Linked DNA regions of Mus musculus: regions 1 and 3 are each linked to region 2. The links are chromatin contacts, found by Hi-C or POLR2A ChIA-PET in ENCODE. All regions are on one chromosome and are shown on one strand. The core of a region is the stretch at or near the end of the contact, and the rest is flanking DNA. Distances in the headings are between cores, read along the strand shown.

What was found. Hi-C counts contacts between places; a loop is a spot of excess contacts on that map. ChIA-PET counts read pairs that join two places held with the same protein, here RNA polymerase II (POLR2A).
Region 1: a map of gastrocnemius shows a loop between it and region 2 (2.7-fold over the local background). The contact joins the promoter of Abtb2 here to the enhancer-like site in region 2. A Hi-C loop is called at or near these places in 9 of 37 maps with a recorded cell type or tissue (T-helper 1 cell, adrenal gland, gastrocnemius and 2 more). POLR2A ChIA-PET finds 5 or more read pairs at or near these places in 3 of 5 experiments (Patski and embryonic stem cell).
Region 3: a map of T-helper 1 cell shows a loop between it and region 2 (2.0-fold over the local background). The contact joins two enhancer-like sites. A Hi-C loop is called at or near these places in 5 of 37 maps with a recorded cell type or tissue (T-helper 1 cell, T-helper 17 cell, T-helper 2 cell and 1 more). POLR2A ChIA-PET finds 5 or more read pairs at or near these places in 1 of 5 experiments (Patski).

The regions. Positions count from the first base shown.
Region 1 is chr2:103,565,010-103,568,496 of GRCm38, forward strand. It overlaps Abtb2 (ankyrin repeat and BTB (POZ) domain containing 2), which reads left to right and starts at 1,301. Exons shown (of 17, transcript NM_178890.3): 1 at 1,301-2,600. The coding sequence starts at 1,718.
Region 2 is chr2:103,607,509-103,611,294 of GRCm38, forward strand. All of the region lies in intron 1 of Abtb2 (ankyrin repeat and BTB (POZ) domain containing 2), which reads left to right. 8030431J09Rik (a long non-coding RNA gene) reads left to right here. Exons shown (of 2, transcript XR_866592.2): 2 at 1-3,786. Among named protein-coding and RNA genes, the nearest start is that of 8030431J09Rik, 37 kb to the left of the region's middle. Within about 2 kb of position 2,128, at least 1 of the 3 ENCODE cell types and tissues checked has a DNase peak (open chromatin) inside an H3K27ac peak, as active enhancers do; it is heart, where a contact is called at or near this core.
Region 3 is chr2:103,668,018-103,671,958 of GRCm38, forward strand. The region is part of intron 1 of Abtb2 (ankyrin repeat and BTB (POZ) domain containing 2); the gene reads left to right. Among named protein-coding and RNA genes, the nearest start is that of Nat10, 91 kb to the right of the region's middle. Within about 2 kb of position 2,319, at least 1 of the 3 ENCODE cell types and tissues checked has a DNase peak (open chromatin) inside an H3K27ac peak, as active enhancers do.

The DNA of each region.
Region 1 (3,487 bases), core at 51-2,550, 43 kb before region 2:
GTCTCATGTACCCCAGGAAAGGAAAAAATTAAGTAAAACTGCCAAATAAAAAATCGCTTTATGGGGAAAGGGATCATTAATTTAAGGAAAGAGACAAACCAGACTTTTCTAGTTCGTATCCAACTCACGGCCCAAGGTCAGAACTGTAAAGTACAGCACAAAGGAGCTATTCAGGAGCTGGCGAAGAGGACTTGGGACGAACGTTGTGCACAATCCGCGCTTTGATTTTGCAGTCCTGCTGGAGGGGGGCTGGTGCACGCTTGTGCACGTGCGTGTGAATAGTTATGGAGGAGCAGCTGGTCCTCCGAGAGCTGGGCGTGGATCTATGCAATCAGTAGCTCTCTAGCGAGCCGCTTGGGGTGCACCTGGGCGCTACTGGAAGGACAGCAATTCACTGTACCCAGGAGGCACCGAGTCCCGAGGGGGAAGAAGACCTGCGGACCCGCACATCATGCCAGCAAGTCCTTAAAAGGGAACACCTGCATGCACGAGGTGTTCAGCGCAGGTCCTCGTTTTTCATCTGGTTCCTTGCAGGCACTCCCTCCCACCTTGGACAAAAAGGATCCGCCTGATAGTACACCGGTAGGAGGAAAGCCGTTCATTCTTTAGGTTTGGACTCCCACCTCCTAGATAATCCTTGGAAAACAGTGGACTGTAACAGTGGATACAGGGGTGTGATCACAGGCCTCTGAGTGCCGGGCTATTTTCAGGTCCCAGTTTAAGATAGTCTGTTTCGATTGGAGCCTAAAGTCAATATAAACAAAACTAGATAGATCTGAGAAGAGAAGCAGAGGTGCTCCCCTGCCCTCCAAACATAAATAGCTTTTCATTTCTCAAAAGAGAAGGAGGAGGGGCTTGGTAGAAAGTCGACAAGAAAGGTGAGTCGGGTCTCCTCCCAGTTTTCTTTTCCTACTGCCCTGGGCTGGGTGCTCACAGCTTTACAAGGAGCTGCCTGCCTAAGTCTAAAGCATAGAAGGCGGGAAAGGGACAGCACATAGGGGCTTTTCCTTTTCGTTTATCTTTTAATCCTCAGCGCTGGGGCCTGTTTTCGGGTTCCCCCGGCTTTCTGGGTCTCTGCGCCCCACCTCCTTGCCAGCTCGCTCGCTTGTTCTCCCCACCCAACCCCCTCAGCCATACCCACCCGCTACACCCCATTCTCGGTGATTTGCATATTTCCCGCCCCTCTCGGAAACCATTGGCATAGCCCTTGCCCGGCGTGGCTGATGATTGGTGAACCGCCCGGGTGTATTTGCATGCGGGCCGCTCCAGAGGACCTATCTGTGTCTGTAACCCGCGCCCCGTAGAAGTTTGTGGAGCGCTTTCTCAGCGGCTGGTCCCAGACGGACCTCGGGCGCCTCGCTCTTCGGTGGCCGCCCCGTTTTCTCGGGATTCTTTCTGTGGTGATGGACTCTCCGGACGCTCTGTAAGGGAAGCTGAGAGCTGGCGGCGCGAGTTCAGAGGAGGAGGGCTGGGAAGTCCGTTCGCTGACAGCGGCGCGACTGAACGCGGACGGCGTCGGGCTCCGGCCGGCTGAGAGCTTCGCCTACCTTCCCGCGGCCTGTGCGCGGGCGATGCTGCGGCCCCGAGGCGCGGCGCGGCGAGCACGGAGGGCGCCTCCGAGAGCCTAGAGCTGGTTTCCGCCCCCTTCCCCCGGGGCAAGTGGGCATGGAACAGTGAGAGCCCCTCGCTCGGCGAGGCCGCGCGCGGAGGCTCCCCCATGGCCGGGACATACAGCTCCACATTGAAGACTCTGGAGGACTTGACCTTGGACTCCGGGTATGGGGCCGGCGACTCCTGCCGCTCGCTCAGCCTTTCGTCTTCCAAGTCCAACTCGCAGGCGCTCAACTCTTCGGCGCAGCAGCACCGCGGGGCGGCCTGGTGGTGCTACTCCGGCTCCATGAACAGCCGCCACAACAGCTGGGACACGGTGAACACAGTGCTGCCCGAGGATCCCGAAGTGGCCGACCTCTTCTCCCGCTGCCCGCGGCTCCCGGAGCTGGAGGAGTTCCCTTGGACCGAGGGAGACGTGGCCCGGGTGCTCCGCAAAAGCGTCGGCGGCCGGAGGCTGCCCTCGTTCTCCGCCGAGGCTGTGAGACGCTTGGCCGGACTCCTCCGCCGGGCGCTCATCCGCGTGGCCCGGGAGGCGCAGCGCCTTAGCGTGCTGCACGCTAAGTGCACCCGCTTCGAGGTGCAGAGTGCGGTGCGCCTGGTGCACAGCTGGGCGCTGGCCGAGAGCTGCGCACTGGCAGCGGTCAAGGCGTTGTCCCTCTACAGCATGAGCGCTGGGGATGGGCTGCGCCGCGGCAAGTCGGCGCGCTGCGGCCTCACTTTCTCCGTGGGCCGCTTCTTCCGTTGGATGGTGGACACTCGCATCTCCGTGCGCATCCATGAGTACGCGGCCATCTCGCTAACGGCTTGCATGGAGAACCTGGTGGAGGAGATCCGGGCCAGGGTGCTGGCGAGCCAGAGCCCAGATGGCGGAGGGGCAGGAGGTGGAGAGGTATCCGCTGAGGCCTTGGAGATGGTCATCAACAACGACGCCGAGCTCTGGGGAGTCCTGCAACCCTATGAGCATCTCATCTGTGGCAAGAACGCCAATGGTAAGCACGAGGGGGGTGTGGGTGAAGGGAACCTTGACCTACAGGCTGGGTGGGCCACCCCAGGAGTGGATTTTCTTAGGAGCAAGCTGTGAAGTGAACCACCGGAATTCTGGGAGAATTCTTAAGTGGAAATCTTGTCAAAGGTTGTTTTAGGTGTCTAACTTTTGAGGATAAAGTTGTGGTTAGTGTTCTGTTGACTGTACACTAATTGAGTGAGAATGGGTGCGTGGACCAAACTACTCCTGAACCCTCTAAAGTGAGTCTTGCTGCCCTGCTACGGTTTTCCCTGTTAGTTGGATCTCTAGGAGTCTATTTTCACCTCACCATAGGTAGATTGTGGTTCTTCTGGTGTTGTCTCAGCACTGTGGCAGCAAGCAGCCCAGGGGTCTGTACTCTCAACACCTGAGCCTTGGATAAATGGGATGGGTAGATTAGAATGGAGAGCCCAGTTTCTGGTGCTGCACCCTGGGCTTAATGGTGCTCATAGTCAGGCCTCTTGACAGGAGGTGGAGGGAGAGCTCCCAGCTCTTAATACTATGTGCCCAGAGGTGAGGGAAACCAGAGACTCTTGAGTCTGCTTCCCAGAAAGAGCCACACGCTGGCTTCTGGGGCTGAATTTTCCAGCTGTCATTAGCCAAGTAAGCATTTGATTAAAACCTCATGTTAAATTAAATGCACAACCTTTTAGGCTTTCCTGAAAGGAAAGATGACAGGCTCAGTAAACCGCATTATGGGAATGGAGTGTGGGGGATGGGCAGCTGCACGGCGCGGAGTCTAGAAAACTAAGCACTGGGTAGCTGCACCCCAACTGAAGGCATTGCAAGGCTTCAGAGCCAAGGGTGAAAACAAAGCACTTGCCGTTTGCTATGGCAGTTTAGAGCACGACA
Region 2 (3,786 bases), core at 878-3,377:
TTGTGCCTCAGGTGAGACCACATGCCTGCAGCTTAAGGAGAATACATATGCGGCAACAAATGGATTTCTCATTTTGTGTTGTTTGTTTTTGAGGCAGGGTCTTGTGTTGCCTAAGGCTGACCTCAGATTCCCCACCCTCTTGCCTTGGCCCTCCAGTTACAGGTGCCAGCCACCACACCTGGCTCAGTGCGAGTGGTTTCAAAGGAAAACGGTAAGGGGAAGGAGGAAAACCTCTCCGTTCCTCTCTCCTCTGGCTCTGGAGATAGAAATCATCTTGATACGACAGACACATGGATCCAATGTCTTTTGTTTTCTCTCCTTATTTCACATGTTTCTAGTCAAGGCCTGAGCCACCAGTGCATGATTTTTACCAAATGAAAGATTATTTTCTGTCAGAAAGGCAGGACTCGAATAACTGCTCTGTAGACTGGATTTTTGCTCGCAGGAAAGAGCTCCGTATGGAGTCACTGCCACCCTGCTGGTACCTCCACGACCATGGACCGTTTCCAACCACAAGAGCTTCCTGTCGGGAGGAAGAGATGGAGTGTGACTGTGTGTACGTGTAGAAGCATGCCTGTCTGGTAAAGACTTCACCATGTGCACACCCGGGAAGACACTGCCAGAGTTACCGTGTGGTCCATGCACTACAGTCTCTTGGGCCTGTGCTGGCATATGCAATACAGAGACCCAGCTTAGAGTGTTGGTTTCCTGCCAGAGGATTCGAGGGCCTCTTCAACTCAAGTGCACCTGCAGGCCACTCTTCCCCATCCTGAGCTGTACACACTGAGATGGAAGGCTGTTGTCTGAACCGTATACTCTTCTGAACTGACACTGTTCCAGATGCCTCTCCAAGTAGACGTGACTCAAGTGCGAGGCCCGGTGTCAGCATTTGTGGCAGAGATTGCACCTAGCCAGAATGCCTTCTGGAATCCTCTTAAAGGTCCTGAGAACTGAGGCTGGCCGAGCAAAGCAGAGCCACATACCCTCCCTACCATTTAGGATCTTCTACCTTTGAGGAGCATGCTAGCTGAAATCACTGCACTGTGGCTCTCAGGCTGGGTGGTATTTAAGAGCCCTTTGCAGCCGGATTACCTGGGCTCAACTCCTGGTCTATCACTTCTGCCTCTGTCCACCGACAGGTGCCTTGACCTCTCAGTGTCGGTTTTTTCATGCGTGGAAGGAGAGTGACACATCGTAAGTCACTAGTGTGCCCTCTGTAGTGCTTGCCCCTAGTTTCATGTGAATGTTGGTACTGCTTTATCCACCCAGGTTAAATGCAGCTAAGTTGTTCCACTGCAGTGAAGTGTAGAGCACACATTAGAGTTCACAGTTAAACACAAATGCATTTGATCCTCCTCTGGGCCGGAAGCTTCCACATGGTGCCACTCATGTATTCTTTGCAATTGATTAAGATCACTTTGGATGTGAGGAAGCCGTTTCTGACGTTAATACCAGAGTGTAAAGTAGAACATGCTTGACTGGTTAATAAAAGCAGGATGGAGTTAGAAAACATTGTGAGCTCTGTGATGGGGTTGCCTAGACCAGCAGTTAATGGTTGGCTGGCCAGTTGGGGGCTGCTGCTCCTTGGAAAGGAGGGTTTCTGGGCCTTCCTGTGACTCCCTGTCCTGACCAATGAGGTAAGATCACCATGGCCATCTGCCTTAGTTCTATAAATAGCACCAAGGAGAGAAGAAATGCTAATGGTTCCAACTTAAGAAAGTGCCCTTTGGCTTCTGCTGGAGTTGACAGGAATGTAGAAAATTAAACACACCAGGAACAAATCTACCAGGGCCAGGAAGTTGATTTGAGATGTCTTATCAGGGGCTGATCTTAACTCTTCCCTGCCAGAGAGGTGCAAACAAGTGAGATGCAGATATGGCTGCTATTTAGGACCAGAACCTGAGTAGCCTATACCATAAACCAGGAATTTCCCTGCTGTCTTCCTGACTGGACCTTTGGGCATGTCACCAGAGTTTAATTGCCCACAAGAGTAAGGAGGCCATGGCTCTAAGGATGTAGGCTCCATGTATCAGCTGGTCACAAGGACATCATGCCTTTTCTGCTGTTCTGATATATTTCCCTAAACTCAGAATCACTCAAGGGCCCCAGGCTCAACAGCCAACTCAAATTGCCAAGAGAAACAGCAGGCTCAGGCCAACTCTTGGCTGCCTTTCTGCCTGTGATCTGAACCCTTCTGGCTTCTTAGCCTAGGGATGAGCGAGCCTTCCCATGCCAGAGTCCTTCACAGCAGGAACGCCTGCTCTCAGGTTTCCTAAAGAAAGCATTCCTCGATGGATCTGCACCTGCTAATTCTGGGTTTCAGAAAGGCAGGCAAGAGTTTAATTTTAGTAAAGAAGCCAGGGAAAGAATAAAACCCTGTCTCTATGTCATCTGAGAAGACTTAAATAAATCATAAACCCTATTAAAAGCTATTTTTGAAGGGGACAAAATGGCACAGAAAATGAACACACACACACGTTATACCCACACATACATGTACCTACACACACGTGTGTGTATATAGTTTGGCTCTATAGAAACATACGCTAGTAAATGCAATTGCACCAGCTTACTTAGCCACATTGTTTATACGGCCTTTGTTAAGAAAGGCATCCACACATTCGCTGATTAGATTTTTTTGATTGTTTTTTTTTTTTGATGTTGATACTGTCAAGTGACCACTTGGAAAATCTAGTTCTGATTCCCAAATCTTTGTCTATAATCACAGTTTCTGAAAACATAGTTTGTTCCTGCTCCCATTCTTTGTCAAGGACGTGCCTTTTGAGCAGCACTGAGTGCCAGGAAGAAGAGGTCTGTAGAGGGGCGCACAGGCTGCTCTCTGACCCAGGGAAGAAGCAGCCATGTCAGAGCCTTTCAGGGATGGGAGTCTGTTTTCAATACCAGCTTTGGAAAGGTTTGAAAACCCAGAAACACCACCTGGGCATTTCTAGTCTCCTCTTCCCTGTACCCCTTTACTGGCAAGGGCACAGGGGTTAAGTATAGTCTCCCACTCCGTGTCCCAGTAAATTGCATGAGTGGATATTTCAAGTTCACCCAACTAGAATGGAGTTTATGATTCACACTCCTTAAAACAATCATACAAGAGACAGAACAAAGGAAGGAAGATAAAAAAGGTGAAGGTAGTTACTGTACTTAACAAGTTGCCCCAGCTTAGAACCTCTTAAATTTTCTTTTTCTTTTTTTTATGGTGTTGGGAACCAAACCCCGGGGCCTTGCTCCTGTCAGGCAAATGCTTTGACACAGAACTACATCCCCAGTCTACTAACACTCCTCTCACTGGTTGTCTTTATTGAGTATCAAGACTGTTAGTTCATCCCCATCCACCCCACCCCCAATTTTTTTCCATAAGCATAGAAGATGAAAAAGCTACAAGGAGATGTATGAGTTCTTATTATGCCCAATTACACTTGGCAAGCCCAGGACAAAAATTAATGAGACCAGATTATTCTTCTGTATGAGATGCTGTCTTGCCCAGCCTATTTTAGCTCTTGCCATGCTGTAGATCGTCAAACAAATTAATAGCACAGTAATGGGTGCCTTTCAGGCTTCTCGTTTGTATTAATGAATTCTACTTCATCCGATAACCAGTGATTTATAGCACTGGAACTCATGACTTGGCTGTAAAAATTATCTTTTGTCATTCTTTCTGGGGTGGAGCAGCCAGCCTAACAAGCTAAATGGTAGGGTTTCATAATTGAATTCTAAAATGTGAAGCGCCTAGTATGAGAACATTTCATTCTGATCATGGCTTTGGAAATTGAAAGG
Region 3 (3,941 bases), core at 1,069-3,568, 61 kb after region 2:
CTGAGGTCACATAGTTAGGACAGAATTGCATACAAATGACTAGGAAGAGTAGTTCCTACTACTCAGGTACAGGGGCCAGTGGTCCTCCCCACCCCTTCCTGTGAGGAAATCAACAGTCCACAGGCCCAATACACGATCAGTCATGAGTGCCACTTGCAGGCAGGTACAGAGAACATGGTGAAGATGGCATCTGTTTGCTTAGAGGACCATACTCCACAAGACATCAGGTTGCCTCATTCAAAGCCGGAAGCCAAAGCAAGCTGTGGGAGGGGCTTGCAGGCTGCCTTTGCTGTTGGCAAGTTGCCAGCCCAGTTCCAGCCAGAAGGTACTGATTCACTGTTTCCATTAGGTCCTCTTCAGTGTTGGTGGGCAGATCCTAGGCAGTTTCCCAAGCTCACTCTCCGCTCCTCCATGTGCATTTATGGCCCCACAGGGAGCAGCTTTTTAATGAGCCTAATGTGAGGCTACAAATAGGAGCTTGTAAAACTGACAGCAAGGGGCTTCAGGCCAAAGCCCAAAGTTGCAGCAGAAGTAGACAACGATCACTCACACTGTGTAGTCAGACCAGAGCTCCTCTTGTGCCAGGACAGCAGGACAAAGGCACTCTCCAGGGAAGGCTTGCCCTTCCAAGAGGCCTGCTCCAGGCTCTCTCTTCCCCTACCGTGAACCTTCCCATGCAGGCTGTGTGTGCAAAGCATCCTAGTCTTGGCTTTCCCAGAAGGACGGGGCGACACAGGCCTATGTGCATGACCAGAAGCCAGAAAGCTGAAGGCACCTGGGGCTCCTCTCAGAGCCCAGGCCTGCTTCCAGTCTAAGCAGCCTCATGAGGGAGCAAGTCACTGTGGTCCTGCATGAGAAATACAAAACTATAGGAGTTCTTGAAAATAACAGGAAAAGAAACAAGATGACCTTGGGTCTTGGGTGGCCAAGTTTTCAGATGTGACACCAAAATCGCAATTCTTATGAAAGAAAAGTAAGCTGGTTGCATTAAAATCCCAAACTTTGGGGGACTAGGGAGATGATTTAGTCAATGAAGGAACCCGCATGCACTGCTGCTGGGAGTGCACAGTGGATCCGTGAGAATTTCCTTGAAAATCTAAATATATGCTTAGCAGATGGTTCCGTGATTACACTCCTTGGTATTTCCCCCCAGAGAAATTGAAAACTTCTGCCCACGGCTGTTTGTAGACACTTTCTCCACAACTGCTCGACCATGAGAGTGGCGGAGTGAGTGAGTAAACAAACGATGGCACATCCAGCCAGATGAGATGCCATCCATAGCTAAGAAGAGTTGGCCTAGCCATGCATGAAATACATGGAGGAGACTGAAGTGAGCCAGATGTGGCCTTACACAGCGATAATCCCAGCGCTTGAGAGGAAGAGGGAAGGAGGGTTGAACGTTCTTGACCAGCCTGGGGTTCTTAGTTAGAGCCTGTCTCAGAAAGGAAAGCGAGGGCTGTGAGATGGCTCGGCAGTGTAAGCATCCGCCATGCAGGCATGAGGAGCAGCATTCAGATCCTCAGAATTCACAGACAGGGCAGGTACGAGTGGCAGCCACCTGTGAGGGCAAAGATAAGGGAACCCCACAACCTGGTCAGCAAGACCTGATTCTTCCTCCAAGCAGCTGAGGTGTTGCCACCTCTGGGAAGCCTTCCTTAGCCCCCGCACCTGGGTGCCTCAGCTCAGAGCTTGTTTCCCTTCTCCATGCAGGACTCCATGCAGCCCGCTGGGCACAGTGCTGACTCAGCAGATATACAGTCTCCCTCCTTCATTAGGCTGCACGCTCCTGAGGGTAAATGACCTGCCTTCTCCTTTATGTCTGTTCCTAGAATACAACAGTTTCTGACAGGCAGGTCATCACTAGTAATTTTGAGTACAAGAAATGAATGAATGTAGAATAAATGACCCATCTTGTGCAATTGTGATGCATAGGCCAAGATTATTTATGAATAAGAATTGTCATGGTCTGTACAAAATAACAGAGTATTGTGGGTTCAGGCCCTTTCTCTGATGGTGTTAGTCTCATGACCTTTGAAGTTATTGAAGCCATTCATTACACATATTCCTACTTACAACGCGCTGTGTGCTAGGCCTTTCACTGCGTGCTTAGCTCTTTCAGTCCTCAAACTCAGCCATTGTTAGGTGAAGATACAGATGAACAGACTGGGGGTCAGAAAGGTGAAGTGACTCCTTCAGAGTTACACAGCTAGTAAGTGGCCAGGCTGGGCTCGGAACCCTGATCTCTGTGACTCACGCCGGTCAGACTCCTTTGGAAGTAGAAGGAAAGCTCACAGCAGCGGGTATGTTTCCTAAGCAGGGCTCCAGTGTACAGCATTTCTGACTAACACATTCATGTTCTATGAATAGCTGCCTTGGCCGCCTGCCCCAGACCTTGTGATAATTGGTGCTTTTCACTCCCCAAGAAATGAATGACTCGTACTTGATCTAGGTGCACAGCCCCTTGCATCCTTCTCTTTCTGTACCAGCTGACACTGGGAGGCCCTGCCCACTCCCCTCTTAGGCTCAGCAGCACCACTCCCTACCCAAGCAGCTCAGGATGACTTCCTATAAGAGGATGGAAAGGCCTGCCTGCCTGTAGACAGTGTAGGGCTGTGGCCAGGGTCCTTGTCCCCAGCTGTAAGCCTGGCTGAGTGCTGTGAGGATTGCTCCAGATCCCAGTGTACTGTAGCTTGCACAGGCCACGGAGAAGGACTGTGACTGATACCCCGTCTCCAGCATAGACACAGCAGGCAGAGGCTGCGGATGGTGCATACAGGTTGGATCTCCTTCTAGAGTAGTGACATAGAGCTGACCCCCTCTGCGAACCTGCAATGGTTGTGCTAATAATGGTTTTGTCTAAAAACACCTTGAACAATGGGGGGGGACCCTAAAATCTACAGTCCAATAAGAACTGTCTTTAATGTTAGATGACCTCACTCCTGAGAAAGAAACCATCTTTGCCCTCAAGAGAAATTTTCACCCAGAGTGAGAACCAGATCATTTGATCCATGTAAATTTGCCATCAGTGCATACATCAAGTAGTCCTATTTGAGGAAGCTGAGAAAAACTCTTCCACCCAGAATTGCTTGGAGAAATTAGAAAGGTGAAAAAGAATCATTGAAATCTGTGTTCTCAAAGAACATGAAAACATAGGTAGGTTTCTCAGCCACTGAAGGATGGCATCTTCGTGAAGATAAGGGCATAGCCTGTACTGTGAAATAATAGTTCCCCAGTGTCCAGAAAGTGTCAAAAATATACTAGGACCCAGAGAAATGACTCCAAGGTTAAGAACAGTTGCAGAGGACCTGGGTTCATTTCTCAGCGCCTATATCAGGTGGCTCACAACAGAGTTTAACCCCAGCTCCAGGGCATTCAAGGCCATCTTCTGGCCTCCAGAGATACCCATACTCACTTGTACAAGCCCACACATACATATAATTAAAAATGATAAAAAATAATAGCAACTCCAAGTACTCGGGAGGCAAAGGCAGGCAGATTTCTGAGTTCAAGGCCAGCCTGGTCTACAGAGTGAGTTCCAGGACAGCCAGAGCTACACAGAGAAACCCTGTCTCGGAAAAAAAAGAAAAAAAAATAGGAACATAAACATTTGTTTTGAATATAAATTATTACTTAAGAATGTCTTTTAGCAAGCCTGATCACATTTTATTGCCATAAAATCATAAAGAATCAACTTTGAATTTTTTTGTTGCAAATGATATACATAGATGTCCTGTTCTACAATTTAGACAGATTTCATTTTAATTCTTTTTATATAAAAATCATTAATTAGTATAAGAATAATATATGATACACTCTTTATTCATGTATTAATATATTCCTAATATATCCCTTGCTGGCCTGGAACTCACTATATAGTTCTCAAACTCACAGAGATTCTCCTATGTGTGTCTTTTTGGTTGCTTATTTTTGGTTTTGAGACA